Regions from separate parts of the Homo sapiens genome. Here region 2 is linked to region 1. A link is a loop called in an ENCODE intact Hi-C map of the cell type or tissue named here. Cell type or tissue: CD4-positive, alpha-beta T cell. All regions are shown on one strand. Links, peaks and the distances in the headings refer to the core of each region. The heading gives the core; the rest is flanking DNA.

Region 1 (2,909 bases), core at 271-2,770:
ATAAAAAGAAGGGATTCTTGCTTGCTGGGATCAAATTTATGGGACAGATGGGGAAGAGGGGAGAGGAGGCTGAGAGCAGGGGCTTGGGAAGGGGAGCAAGAAGTGAGGTCCTTTGGAGCTTTTGGGGTTGGAGATGGAAGGGGGTTTCAATAAATGTTCAGGAGGGCTTAAAATGGATTCTCTGGAATATGTTTGGCTTAAGAATGAAATTCATTTTAATTTCTTTTCATGGTGGACCTGTGCTTTTCAATACTTTTTTCCAGCAGAGACTGAGCTGGGAGGCTCATCCCCCTGGGATTTATCATTATTTCATCCTTGTCAATCTTCTTTTTCTAACAGTGAGCTTTTTTCTCTTTCTTTCTTTCTTTTTCTTTCTTTCATCCATCTTTCTTTCTTTTTCTTTCTTCTTTCTTTTTTTCTTTCTTCTTTCTTCTCCTTCCTTCCTTCCTTTCTTCCTTCTTTTCTCTCTCCCTTCTCTCTCTCTCTTTCTTTTTTTAGAAAGGGTCTTGCGCTGTCACCCAGGCTGCAGTACAGTGGCACAATCATAGCTCACTGCAGCCTCAAACTCCTGTGCTCAAGCAATTCTCCCTCCTCAGCCTCCCAACTAGCTGGGACTACAGGTCTACACCATCATGCCCCACTAATATTTTTGATTTTTTTATAGAGACGAGGTCTCACTATGTTGCCCAGGCTAGTCTCAAACTCCTGGCCTTAATTAATCCTCCTGCACGGCCTTCCAAAATGCTGGGTTACAGGCATGAGCCACTGTGCCAGGCAAGGGAGAAGACATTTGAAAGCACAGGTCCAAAGTTAAAAAAATTCAAATGAATTTCCTTCCTAAGCCATGTCTCTTCAAACATTCTATGACCAGCTCATCCATCCATGCCCCCTTTGCTGGCCGCCTTCCCTTCCCGTCTCACTTCCCATCTCTCCTGCCAGTGTTTCCTGGGATCCTTTCCCAAATAAACCACTTGCATGCGAAGATTTCCTGAGGAATAACTGAGATTCTATATCGAGGCCTCAGCACAGCGGGGGCACACAGGAAACCTCCTTAAATAACAAGTGCAATCATGTATTTCCACCTCTGCATGGGTGAAACTTAGAAGGGCTTCATGGAGACGTCACTGAGATCGGTATGGGAGGGAAAGGTGGGCGTTGTCCAGATAGAAGCTAGGGCTGCACCACGATGGTGGATGAAGTCACCAATGGAGGGGTGGGAAGGAAGGAGGAAAGAGCGCCACCTGGGGGCGGGAAAAAGAGCAGCCTGAGGAGTCGAAGAGTTGGCCAAGGTCATCAACAAGGAACAGAAATCGTTGCTCTCCTGAACTCCCCACCCTCAGCAGGAATAGACAATTCCTCAAGCCCTGTGGCCCTGGTCCTGGCTCTGTGGTCCTCTCTGCTTCAAGGTCTGTCCCCAACAACCCATCCCAGAGCCCACAGTTCAGGTAGGAAACGTGGACTTGTTGACCTAGCCTGAACTTTTTTCTTTTCTTTATTTTTGTTCCTGTTATTTCTCTTACTTTGTGCATGAACCTTTATTGCAATCAAAGCAGCATTTTATATTTACAAGCTGCCTTTCATCAGACACTGATGTGACACTCACCAGAGTCTGGGAACTTTACAGAAGCCACACAACAAGCTCCTCTAATCTCAAAGGCAAGTGTCGGGGCGGGGAGGAAACAGGGCACACACACACACACACACACACACACACACACACACACACACACCACCCCCATTGCCAGGTTCTGAGTTAAGCATTTTACCAATATTGTTTCATTGACTTCTCACAGCAAACCAGTGAGATAGGGACTGTAATTCCCACTTTACAGATATGGAAAAGAGCTGAAAAGTGAATTTCCTGGTTTCTCAATGCAAGGCCATTTGACCCAGACCCTACATTCCCAAAGGGTTTCCCGCATGGCTTTATGACATTATCTCCAAATGAGGTCATACACATGGTCACAGAGCTACTCTGACAATTTTAAAAGGAGACAACTTTCTTCATGCAACTATAGGTGATGCCTCCATATCGGCCCATGCCACCCATCCTGCAAAATGAATCAAAGGATTTAAAAAATATATCCTCTAATCAACTTGTGAAAAGCACAATTATATTGCATTGTGTGTTAAAAGAGTAAATTATTTCAGGAAAATACTTTAAATATATGCAGCATTGTAACTATTTTTGGCATGTTGTCCCATGTTAAGAATTGCAAGGACCTTTAAAAAACCGAGCTGAAGGCCAAGTGCAGTGGCTCATGCCTGTAATCCTAGCGTTCTGGGAGGCTGAGGCAGGAGGATTGCTTGAGCCCAGGAGTTTGAGACCAGCCTGGGCAACATAGTGAGACCCCCATCTCTACAAAAAATAAAATAACATTAAGTAAAATTAGTCAGGCATGGTGGTGTGAGCCTATAGTCCTAGCTACTGGAGAGGCTGAGACTGGAGGAGTGCTTGAGTCCAGGAGTTTGAGACCAGCCTGGACAAAATACCAAGACCTCATCTCTGAAAAAAAAAATTCTTAAAAAAAAAAAAAAGGTGTCCCTGCCTCCTGGGATTCCCAAGAGATCCTCTCTCAGACCTCTTCCCTTTGCCTGCAACAGATAACATGTTCATCCTGGATCCAGTCCCCATGATAGGCAACTGGAATGCAGTCCTGCTAGGAGCCTCCAGGAGACAGGACAGAACATACCTTGGAGTTACCCTACCAGAGAGTTGAGATAACTGGGTTATTTATCCTGCAACTCCACCAGTTATGGGCTGAGAGCTGCTCCTAGGGCCACTCATATAAAACAGAGAACACCTTCAGGCAGAAAGTCCCAGGTGGTTACAGCTGGTGCAAGTGGGGCCTTTGCACCCAGAAGTGATAAGCACGGGGGCACTTGGGTAGAGCCTGGCAGCTTCATCT
Region 2 (2,909 bases), core at 191-2,690, 180 kb after region 1:
AAAAAAATAAAAAAAAAAAAAAAGATGGAAACAATAGACACTGTGATTCCAAAGGTGGGAGGAAGCGAGTGGGGGAAGGGTTGAAAAACTACCTACAATTGGGTTCACTATTTGGGTGATGGGTTCAGTAGGAGCCCAAACCTCAGCATTACACAATATACCCAAGTCACAAACCTGGACGTGTGTGCCCTGAACCTAAAATTTTTTTTTCAGACGAGTCTTTCTGTCGCCCAGGCTGGAGTGCAATGGTGCAATCTCGGCTCACTGCAGCCTCCACCTTGCAGGTTTAAGCGATTCTTCTGTCTCAGCCTCCCAAGTAGCTGGGATTATAGGTGTGCATCATCACGCCCAGCTAATTTTTTGATTTTTAGTCGAGACGGGGTTTCTCTATTTAGGCCAGGCTGGTCTGGAACTCCTGACCCCAGGTGATCCACCTGCCTCAGCCTCCCAAAGTGCAATGATTACAGGCATGAGCCACTGCACCTGGCCTAAAATAATTGTTAAAAGTTAAAATTAAAAAGCCCATCTTTCCCTGTCCTTGGAGACCCCGACAGCATAAAATTACCAACTACACAGACACGCACATTTGCCATTGGCGGTGAATGAGAATGAGGGAAGCTACACTGCAAACAGGAGCCATCTGAAGGCAGCTGCTGCTGGTCCGGGCTCCCCATGCACAAGGGTTGGGGGTACAGGGTGGGGTCCCTTTGCTGCAGTTGTCCCTCCTGGGGCTGAGCAGCAGAACCCAAGCAGGGGAGGTGGCAGCAGCCCAGCCATGGCTGGGATCCCAGTGGGGCTCCTGGCCCAGCAGAAAGAGACCTTGGCAGGCCCAATTCCCTGCTGCAATTTGGGTCACCGTTGAAGAACAGAACAGCCAGCTAAGACCCAGGGGCATCGCCGTCAGAAATGTGATTTCTCACCCCCCACCCCTAGGCAGCTCCTAATGCTGCACAGAGAAGTTGGAAGAGGGGGTTGGAGGCCGGGCGCAGTGGCTCACACCTGTAATCCCTCGGCCTTGGGAGGCTGAGGTGGGCAAATCACTTGCGGTCAGGAGTTTGAGACCAGCCTAGCCAACATGGTGAAACCCTGTCTCTACTAAAAATACAAAGATCAGCTGGGCCCAGGGCGTGTGCCTATAATTATCTGGGCGTGGTGGTGCGTGCGTGCAGTCCCAGCTACTCGGGAGGCTGAGACACGAGAATCACTTGAACCCAGGAGATGGAGGTTGCAGTGAGCCAAGATGGTGCCACTGCACTCCAGCCTGGGTGACAGAGTGAGACTCTGTCTCAAAAAAAAAAAAAAAAGAAGAATGAGTTGGGACGGAGGTGAACACGACACCCACAAACCTACAGCAGGGACCAGCTCGGGGTCCGAATGTCGGGAAAAATCTCAGTGCGGCTTATTGATCTGGGTGGCAAAGCATCAAATATCTCGGTTAATCTGGCACCGCTCCGTTCATATTCTATTGTTGTTATCAGCCTCCAGGATTTACGGGTGTTGTCGACTTGAATTACCATCAACGGCTATATTTTTCGAGGGATTTTCTTTTCTTTTTCCTTCTTCCTTTTTTTTCCTCTGTGTGAGTGTGTGTCCGTCGGTTTCAGCCAATGAATTTCTGCTGGGAAGACTTCTAGCACCCCCTAGCTGTGGGAAGGACTCCACTGCGCTCTGTGTGTGCACGTGTGTGTTTGGCTCCGTGTGTGTGTGTGTGTGTGTGTGTGTGTGTGTATGTGGAGAGGTGTACACACATGTGTGCACACACATGTCTGTGCACGGTGGGGTGGGGGGGTGTCAGGTCCATGGTGGGGCACACGTGGGTACCGGACCCTCACTGTGGTCCCACGCACATGCACAGAGACCCCACCCCGACTGTCCTCTCCACCCTGGCCCCCCTGGTGGCCTTGTTCCCTGCAGGCTATGACTGCCAGATGTCCCCCAGCTGCACCCCACCCTCTTCACATCCCCCCAGACAGGCCCAAAGCCAGATGGGCAAACCCAGGCCCCTGGCAGACCCTCCCTCTCAGGCCCACTACCCCACTTTTCAGCCAGCGCAACAAGGAGGGGTGACCAGGACCCCCTTCCCCTCACCCAGAGTTCTGCCATCCTTGGTGACATAAGTCTCCCAGGATTAAGCCTTTCCCTGCTCTGCAGAGAAGGTGCCTCCCAGCTCCAGTCACCTCACAGGCCACAGCTTCGTGCCCCAGCCTGCTGGAGCAGGAAGGTATTGATTTCCTTTCTGCAAAAGAACATGGAGTCAAGGGGCAGGCCCCTTGCACATTCTTCCCTCCCGCCCCATGTGACCCGGAGCCCCTGAGACCTGGCACCACCCAGCAGGTCCCCAGGCCCTAAAAGCCATTCCAATAAATCCACGTGTCTTTATCCCTGAGCCAGGGCAGCCTTTGTGGAGAAGAAATGTATCTCCAGGGCACCCCCACCCACGGTCACTGAATTCCCCCGTGAGAGGGACTCCGGAGGGAGGATCCCAGGGTCTGAGCCCAGCTCCACCACTCACAACCATGTGCACGTGAGCAAGTGGCTCAGTCCCCTGGGCCGCAGGGTTTCCAACTATAAAATGGGCACAGATCTATGAAATTGAAAAACAATACTGCATATATTATTTATGGTTATGTACATATGCAATAACAGTATAAATTCCTGCAATGGAAAAATGGATAATCAACTGAGAAGGTGGCTCTTCTTCAGGAGACAGAGAAGGGGAGAGGGCTGGGTTGGAGCAAGTTGGGAGTGGGGCTTCAGTAACATCTATCATGGTCTGTTTCTTCACAAGATACCAAGAAAATACCTGCATATTGGGACCAGATAGGGCTAGAAGGCAGGTACCTGGCAGGTTCATTCTGCTACTCTGCAGTGTTCTGTATGTTTGAATTATTTTAAAAGAAGAAGATACA

Evidence for each region. A loop is a pair of places that touch in the nucleus more often than their neighbours do. Peaks named below come from ENCODE experiments on the same cell type or tissue, not always from the same donor. Only the 100,000 strongest peaks of a DNase experiment are listed, where the experiment ranks them.
Region 2: it touches region 1 in a loop (2.4-fold over the local background); 3 of 110 quality-filtered maps call a loop at or near these places.

Annotation. Positions count from the first base shown.
Region 1 is chr7:3,064,201-3,067,109 of GRCh38, reverse strand. No RefSeq gene overlaps it. Among named protein-coding and RNA genes, the nearest start is that of CARD11, 22 kb to the right of the region's middle. RefSeq lists enhancers at 1,134-1,183, 1,224-1,303. In CD4-positive, alpha-beta T cell, for the core only: CTCF peaks have their summits at 1,045 and 1,253; DNase peaks (open chromatin) are centred at 1,229 and 1,659; H3K27ac peaks cover 695 bases.
Region 2 is chr7:2,885,902-2,888,810 of GRCh38, reverse strand. No RefSeq gene overlaps it. Among named protein-coding and RNA genes, the nearest start is that of GNA12, 43 kb to the right of the region's middle. RefSeq lists a silencer at 1,540-1,599. In CD4-positive, alpha-beta T cell, for the core only: a CTCF peak has its summit at 1,593; a DNase peak (open chromatin) is centred at 1,660.